Linked DNA regions of Homo sapiens: region 2 is linked to region 1. The links are chromatin contacts, found by Hi-C or POLR2A ChIA-PET in ENCODE. All regions are on one chromosome and are shown on one strand. The core of a region is the stretch at or near the end of the contact, and the rest is flanking DNA. Distances in the headings are between cores, read along the strand shown.

Region 1 (4,122 bases), core at 360-2,859:
GCCTTCACTGCACCGTGGATAGGGAAACAGCTTCTCCTGGAACACAGCACGTTCAGGTTCTTCACATGCCCTTCAGTCAGTCGCTTCACTGGGGACTTTGGCCTCCCCACTGCACAGTGCCAAAGTCCCAGCCGCCGCCTCTCACAGCCCTGGCCCTGCCACCCCTCTCTCCCCCTCACCCCTGCTCTCCCTGCTGTGTTCTCCAGACTCCTCTCCCTTTGTTCAGGCAGCCCATGGGGCCTCCCATCTCCTCTGCCGACTCCTCTAGACCCCTCTCTGCACATCCAACCCAGCCGGGTGCTCGCAGGGCAAAATGATCTTCATGGAAGCCACCTTCTTAGACAGCAGTCTTGGTTATAAAAAATAAAGGCAGGGGCTGCGCGCGGTGTCCCACGCCTGTAATCCCAGCTACTCGGGAGGCTGAGGCAGGAGAATCGCTTGAATCTGGGAGGCGGAGATTACAGTGAGCCAAGATCGCGCCACTGCACTCCAGCCTGGGCAACAGAGAGAGACTCTGTCTCAATGAAGAAATAAATAAAGGCAAGGAGGACACGCGTGGAGTGAGCTGCCTCCCCATCCCTGCTTTCGATCCTTATGGGCAGCCTGCCCTTAAGAAGTGCACGCGGGCCGTGTGGTAAAACCAATTCTTGTGTTGTGCTCTGCGAAGACCATTTGGGAAAAAAATATTGCTCTGAGGGGCTCGATGCAAACTCAGGGAGAGGAGCGATTTAGGGAAAACAAATAAGCAACTCAGGTTTTGCCCCCACTGACAACTCACTATGTGACCTCCTTACCTCAGGGGCCTGGACTTTCCAGTCACCTGTGATATGGGAAAGGGGGGTGGGATCGAACCAAGCGGCCTCCCAGGGCCCTTCTGGCTGTCACTTCCTGGAGAAGCCCTGGGAGGAATGACAAGCCCCATGTCCCCCTCAGCCAAGTCACTGCCCTACCACTGCGGCTTGTAGCAGCCGGGCAGCCCCTGCCCTCGGAAAGTGTGCGTGAAGCCAGATGCAGGCAGAGAGGCTGGGACCCTCGCTAGGCAGAGGAGCGTGGCCTGAGCTGGGGGCCTGCATTGCACATGAGGAAGGCCTGGGAGGGAGAAGTGGGTCCCGTTTCCTGGCCCAACCACCGACTGTGACTTTGAACAGCTAGCTTCCTCTCTCTGAGTCGTGGTTTCTTATCTGATAAGAGGGAGTGCCTGGCTTTGAGATAGGGGCTGGGCCATGGGTTGGCCTGGCCAAGACTCAAAAAAGGAGCCTTTAAAGGCTTAGCCAGCCTCTGAACTCTACCCTACACACAACGAAATCAGCATTAAGAAAGGAAGAGAAATATTACAGCGCAGGAGCCTCACAGCCCAGAGGGAAGCGATGGGAATTGCTCACAGCACCCTGGTCAGCAGCCTGGTTCATTCAGCGGACACCGCCTTGGATCTTATCAGTGCCAGCCCTGGACAAGGCCGCACAACCAATCCTGGTCACACCCGACCTGGCCACATCCCCTCCTGCCCCCTGTGGTGTTTCCATTAGGTTCTGATCCCACCCCTAGCCTCCACCAGGGCAACACCCCCAAAGAGCTCCGTCATCTCAGACCACGCAGCCACCTGACTACCCCATCGACCTTGGGTTTTGAGTGAACGAATGACTGCTGTCAATAATGAGTGTTTATCGGGTGCCAGCCCAGAGTTATGCACTGAGTGTGGTGGGCGCTGTGATGCCCATCCCAGGTCACCCTTTGGTGAAAGACTTGCTGCCCCGGCTGCTAGGAGGGTGGCCGTTTAGCCGTGCGCCCTTTCAGGGGTAGCTTCAGTGGCAGGGAGTCACCTTTCCCAGGATCTCACCTCTTCCCAGGCAACCAGCTTCAGTGACTGAAGGATGCAACAGCAGAAAGGCCTGACACCGTTGGCCCAAGGGGGACTCTGAAGAGCAGTTCTGGCTCCAGAACCCCTGTGGGGCTGGCTGAGGCTGCCCTCGGGCCCATATCCCAGCCTGGCCTCACCCTGCCCAGTCCTGCTTCCTGTCCCCCTATCCACAGGAGGCCCCACCCCCTCAGAACCTGCTTCCCACGCCCAATAGAGACTCGGCCCTTATGCCACTCAAGAGTGCTCAGCCTAGCTGGAAATAGAAACAACAGCAATAGCAGTAATAATAAATACCATTTACTCTACTAACTACTTCCTACATTCACTCCACTGTCTCCCATTGGCCAGGCAGCATGCAATACATTTTATATTTTCTTTTTAAAATGGTTTAATGTATTTTTTTGTAGAAACGGGGTTTCGTTTTGCCACGTCTCCCAGGCTGGTCTCGTACTCCTGGGCTCAAGCCATCCTCCTGCCTTGGCTTTCCAAAGTGTTGGGATTACAGGCGCGAGCCACTGTGCCTGGCCTTCAATGCATTTTACATCCATTGTCTCTGTATAACTGAGAGTTAGGCCTCTCTCAGTTGAAATAGCCAGAAATCCAATCGAAACAGCTTAAGTAAAACAGAGAATATATTGGTCCAGGTAACTGGAAAGTCTAGTAAGTCCAGTAGACTTCGTGCTTCAGCTGCTGGGGGAACCAAGTGTGGCCACAGGGTCGAGAGTCCACGTCTCCCTCCTGGCAGCTCTGATTCCACGGTGCTGGCTTCAATCTCAGACACAGTATCTCCATTTGGTGTCTGTGTTCATTTCCTGCAGCTGCTGTAACAAATCACCATGAACTAGTGTAGCTTAACACAGCAGAAAGTGATTCTCTCCCAGTTGTGCAGGCTGGAAGTCTGAAGCCAGGATGTGGGTAGGGTGTTTCGAGGCTCTAAGGAGGAGGCTGTCCCCTCCCTCTCTCCAGGCTCCTGGGTGGTGCCAGCCATGCTTGGCATCCCTCAGCTTGTAGCTGCCGCGCTCCCATCTCTGCTGCTGTCATCACTCGGCCTTTTCCCTGTGTGTGTCTGTGTCTCGATTTCTCTCTTCTTAGAAGGACACAAGGCATTGGACACAAGCCACAAGCCACCCTGATCCAGGATGGCTTCATCTTCACTTGCCTACATCTGCAAAGACCCTTTTTCCAAACAAGGCCACCTCCAAAGGTGCAGGGGATTAGAATTTGAACATATCTTTTTGGGGTACACACTTCAACCCACAGCAGTGGCTAAAGGCTTCAGCTTTCCTTCTATCTACCTAGTGACTCCAGTGGGAAAGAAAGCTTCAATAACTCCAGCTAACACCCCAAGTGTGTTCCCACCAGCCTGTTTTGACTCACAAGTTCATCCCCGGGAATCTGACTCTGTGGCTGGGGCGAGGGAATATTCTCATTGGCCAGCTCTCAGTCATGATCTTATGCTGGAACCAGGAAGTGAGGTCAGCCACCCCTGGACCACATACCCAACAGAAAATCCAGGCGACATCACCAAAAGAAAGGGGAAAGGATGCTGGGAAGGGGAAAGATGCTGGGAAGGTCAAAAGAACAGATTCCACTCAACCATCAGCACCCCCAGGCACCTACAGTGTGGGCCTGATTTCCATTTACTGAAGGTTGACAAAGTTAATGACTTGCAACCAGCTAATGGGATTGGAACTGAGCTGAGACTCTAACTCGGGCCTATCTGGCTGCAAAACTAGGCTCTTTCCCCAACAGGAATTCAGAGGGTGGTGTCCCTTGCAATGGAGGAGGTGGGACTTGGGCTGTGCCTTGAGCATAGGGAAAGGGAAGACCGCCCTGGGAAGGAGAGGCCTGGAGTCTGCAGAGCCCACGGCCTTCGGCTCGAGGCAGAGGATTCTCCTGAGGGAGGGATGAGAATAAGGTCCACTGTGCAAGGCCTCAGGTGTCTTCTGTTTTCCATGGACAATGGGGAGTCACTGAAGACTCATGAGCTGGAGAGACTCTGCCATCGATCAGCTCACAGTGCTTGGTGTAAGTGGTCCTCCGGGAATCAGCAGCTGCAAAGGTGTGAAGCGTTGATTGGGCGGGGAGACGCTGACAGGGAGGAGACTGTGGCCACAGTCAGGTGAGCGGTGATAAGGCCTGAGTGGGGCAGGAGAGGAAGGCCCTGGCACCTCCACCCACCCCACCCAACAAGCCCCAGGTCCCGATCTAACTCCACCCACCCCACCCCAGTGGTACCCAGGGTCCAAGACCAGCTGGGACTT
Region 2 (4,126 bases), core at 1,333-3,832, 88 kb before region 1:
TGACAGTGGATAAAGTCATCACACTTCGGTTAGAACTCATAGGACATCAACACCAAGAGTGAACCCCAATGTAAATATAGACTTTGGGTGATGATGCATCCATGTGGGTTCTTGATTTAATGAATGTACTACACATGTAGGGGCAGGGGTATATGGGGACTCTCTATACTTTGTTTTCAAATTTGCTATGAACCTAAAAAATAAAGTCTATTAGAAAACAAAACAAAAGGATCCCCAGATGCCCTGAGCTCTGTTTTACAAGGAGGGCCACCTGGCTCCTCAGGCCACAGCTCAGAAACCCCTGCTCTCCCTAGGAGGACTCACAGCCACATTTTCTCCTTTGCCTTTTAAGTGAGCTGTAGGGAATCCTTTGAGTCTCTTATCTGGGTCACCATTTAGGATAACTTCCACCGGAAGTGTCCTCTGCTTGGTTCCTTGACTTCAGTGTCACCTCCCCGGAGGCCTTCCCCAACTACCCCATTCCTAAGTCACTGTCCCTCCCATTATCTTGTATGATTTTCCGCCTAGCACTCATCATGTCTGAAATGAGCTCACCTGTTTACATATTTATTTTAAGTCACCCCTTTAGAGAATGCAAGCTCCACTAAGGCACTGACTGTGCCCCAGTGCCCAAAGCAGTGGCTGGCACAAAATAGGGGCTCAGCAAATATTTGTTGACTAAGTTATTTTGTTACTGAGCAGCAGCATAACCTAGGGCAAGGCAGTTAAACTTTTCTGGGCCCCAATTTCCTCATCTGTAAAATGGGCAACTACTCTTAATGATTGTGCTCCCTTTTCACGACAATGCTCTGAGTGTTGTCTCAACATGACCTTGTTTTGCCACGAAAGGACTTCTGCAGTGAAACAGGAGAGGTCCCCGATCCCCCTCAGGATGTGCCGCTTGCCTTTTCGGTCACCCCTGCTGCTCAAATCCCTCTCAGGAGGTGGAGCATGCAGATGGGAAGGTGCAGAGGCCAGGGTGAGCCATTTGGGCTCTGGCCCTACTGTAGTGTCTAAAGGTGGGTGCCTGCAACCCCAGTGTTACAAAGCTCTTTCAGCTTTGCTGTCCGCAGACAGCATGTGTTAACCAGCTCAATGGACCCTCTGCCTTTTCGCAAGGGCAGAGGGCCAGTGTGACAGCTCTCTGTATCACAAGCTCTTATCCAGCATCCCGGAAAAACTGGGTCACACATGGGCTTGAAGGATGAATGCGAGGTTTTATTGAATGGTAGAGGTAGCTTTCAGTGGGACGGATGAGGAGCCAGAAGGGGGGTATGGAGTAGGAAGGTGATCTTCCCCTGGAGTCAGGAGCCCAGCAGCCGGACTCCTCTCTGACCGTCCCCAGTCAAACTCCTCTCCATGTTCAGATGTTCCTCCTCCTCTCTCTTTCTCTACTGCATCGTTCCACTGTCCGTCTGCTGGTCTGCTGGCTTGCTCGTCTGTTTCTGAAGCCTGGGGTTCAGGGTTTATATGGGTGCAGGATAGGGGGTGTGGCAGGCCAAAAGGCAACTTTTTCCGCTCAAAAACAGGAATGCCTGTCCTCATTTAGGGCCGTGGGTCTTCAGGCTTGAGGGTGGGGCCTTTGCCAGGAGCCACCCTCTTCTACCCAGTATTTCCCTGTCTCCTGTCCGTATCACCAGGCCATCTGGATGAGTACTTATGGAGAGAGTTCCTAGCAGCTTAGGATGTTGCTTCACCTTGCAGACTTGAGTTTGCAGATGCCAGAGAGAGGTTGGAATGTGTGCTAAGTAGATTGGGGTATGTGAAAGTCTCTCCCCTAGAAGGTCAGCCGTAAGGAGGCAGGGATCTTGTGTTTTATTGATTTTTATGGCCCAAGAGTCTAGAACAGTGCCTGGCACCAAGGAGGCTCAACGAATAGTTATGAAATGAGCACAGGAGGAATGCTGGACACGTCATTGACAGTCAGAACATGAACTTCCATTCTTGGGTGAGTGTCGTGTGGTATGGAAACAGCAATAATAATGCCTTCCATTAGTGGAGCCCTCTGTAAGGTGTTTACACACACATCATCTCATTTGATCCTCATGACAACCCCATGAGATAAGTACCATTAAGTGTTATTATCCCCAATTTACAGATGAGATAACTGCGGCTCAAAGAGTTCAACCTGCCTGAGGCCACATAGCTGGTAAATGGCAGAGCCTGATCTTGAACCCAGGATTTTCTCGCCCTAGACCCAATGCTCTTATCTGCCTGTGTGTTGCTGGTCATGCAAAGCTCTGAGTGTGAGCAGCAGCTGGAAGCCTCACATGAGAGCCAAGGCCCTGAGGAGAGCCACCGTGGAGCAGACAGAAGAGCTACCTGTGACTGAGCCCAGGCCTGCTGTGCACACGGAGGCTGCCAGAGCTCTCAGCAGCAGGGGCTGGGTGAGAAGCAGGAGAGGCGGGTGAGCTGGGCCAGGCCCCTCTCAGCTCCAACAGTGGCCAAGTGCCCCTCTCGGGGAGCTCCTGAAGAGACCGCAGGGCCTCACGTAGGCACCGCCACCCTCAGGCCCAGACATGCATGGCTCCAAGCGGGCCCTTCACAGGGCACAGATGATGCCAAGGATGTGGGCAAACTGGTTTGAGGAACACAAAAACCAACTCAGAGTTTTCTCCCTTTCCTCAACAAGGCACCAGACCTGGCTTGTCACACCCCATGCCAAAGAGAAGTCTTCAAAGTGGTGTTTGCTTAGCCCCCACATCCTCCTGACTTTGCCAAAGTCCCTTATGTCTCCCTGAATCATACCTATGCACACGCACATGCACGCGCGCGCACACACATACACACACACACACACGGTGCCCAGGCCACCCCAGGCTCCTTTCCCTGGGAGCCCTCGAGCTGAGCCCTGGCCCACCTCTGTCCACAGCAATCCTTCGCACTCATCCTGCAGGCTCTTCTCTCTGCTGTCTGTTCCAAAGGCGCCTTCCCTCTTCTATACTCCAGAGCCTGCCCCAGGCCCTCCGCCCTGGTTCTGGCCATGGGGGCTTTCCACTAGATTTATCTGTACAGGTGACCGCTCCCCGTGTAGCCGCCAGCTCCCTGAGGGTGGGGCTCAGGTCCCTGTGCTGGGACCCACCTGGTCTAGGGGTCACAACCGCTGGCCACCCTGCATCAGGCCCTGTCAGGGAGCCCTGGGAGTCAGTAGTTTAGCAAACCTGTCTGGGGCCTTCCCCCTAGAAGCCACGGGGGCAGTCATGAAGAAATGGAGGGTGAAGGTGGGTGAGGCCAGGACAGGTGGCGGTCCACACACTTGCTGTGTTAGTCATCAAGGGCACCCAGCAGGGCAGAGGTCATCCCTAAAGCTGTGGCGAAGGGGATGGGTGGGGAGAAGGAGACAACGCATGCCAGGGAAAAGGCATCATGTCAAAACATCTTGCTGGAAAGGCAGTTTTCCTTCCAAACTCCCCAACAAGACCCGAAACGGTAAGTGGAAGGATGTCTTGATTAATCTCAGGCTGACGTTTTGCATTTGCTCTTGCAGCCAACACACACCGAGCCATCAAATCACCCTCCTGCTCCGTGCCAGACTCCGAACATGGAGTCCTCATTCCTGCCTCAGCAGCACTGGACAGAGCTTCTCTGTCCTCCCCCCTGGAAACGAGCCCCCAGCACAGGACCAAACAGATCATTGCTTCTACCTAGTGGAGCTAATAGCTGTTCATTGACCACATAGTCACTGGTCCCCTACTCTCCCAGCCCCTTGCTAAGCACGTCACATGCATTATCTCATTTACAAATGGGGTGGTTCCCAGAGATGGTTCTGGGGACCACAGTGGAGTGGGGAGGGGGCACTTCTGACCTGAGTGGAGTGAAAAGACAGCTGGCCCAGTCTCTTTTTGCGTCTGCTGCCCAGCATCATTGTCAACAGAGTCCACCTCATGCTTAGGAATGGCCCGGTTTGGAAGGTCAATTCTAGGTTCAGAGATTGGCCCAAGGCACCCTGTACCTGAGAGGGGCAGACACTAGAGGGCGCAAGGGAGCTGCGCTTGGTGGCCCAGGCTCAGGGATGTCAACTGGGCTGCAGCCTTGGGGCAAGGGCTATCTGCAGAGAGTGGAGGTGGGAGGCAGGTGGGGGGAGCGGGGGAGAGTGCCTAACCCTGCTCCCTCACAGAGCCCTTGC

What was found. Hi-C counts contacts between places; a loop is a spot of excess contacts on that map. ChIA-PET counts read pairs that join two places held with the same protein, here RNA polymerase II (POLR2A). Pooled maps may share reads with other maps.
Region 2: a pooled map shows a loop between it and region 1 (2.6-fold over the local background). The contact joins two enhancer-like sites. A Hi-C loop is called at or near these places in 1 of 168 maps with a recorded cell type or tissue (naive thymus-derived CD4-positive, alpha-beta T cell) and 9 of 50 pooled maps. POLR2A ChIA-PET finds 5 or more read pairs at or near these places in 5 of 52 experiments (IMR-90, activated CD4-positive, alpha-beta T cell, activated CD8-positive, alpha-beta memory T cell and 2 more).

The regions. Positions count from the first base shown.
Region 1 is chr2:28,363,963-28,368,084 of GRCh38, reverse strand. LOC105374382 (a long non-coding RNA gene) reads right to left here. Exons shown (of 3, transcript XR_007086256.1): 3 at 2,229-3,997. Among named protein-coding and RNA genes, the nearest start is that of FOSL2, 27 kb to the left of the region's middle. Within about 2 kb of position 1,609, at least 11 of the 41 ENCODE cell types and tissues checked have a DNase peak (open chromatin) inside an H3K27ac peak, as active enhancers do.
Region 2 is chr2:28,452,512-28,456,637 of GRCh38, reverse strand. No RefSeq gene overlaps it. Among named protein-coding and RNA genes, the nearest start is that of PLB1, 41 kb to the left of the region's middle. RefSeq lists an enhancer at 3,881-4,126. Within about 2 kb of position 2,582, at least 2 of the 41 ENCODE cell types and tissues checked have a DNase peak (open chromatin) inside an H3K27ac peak, as active enhancers do.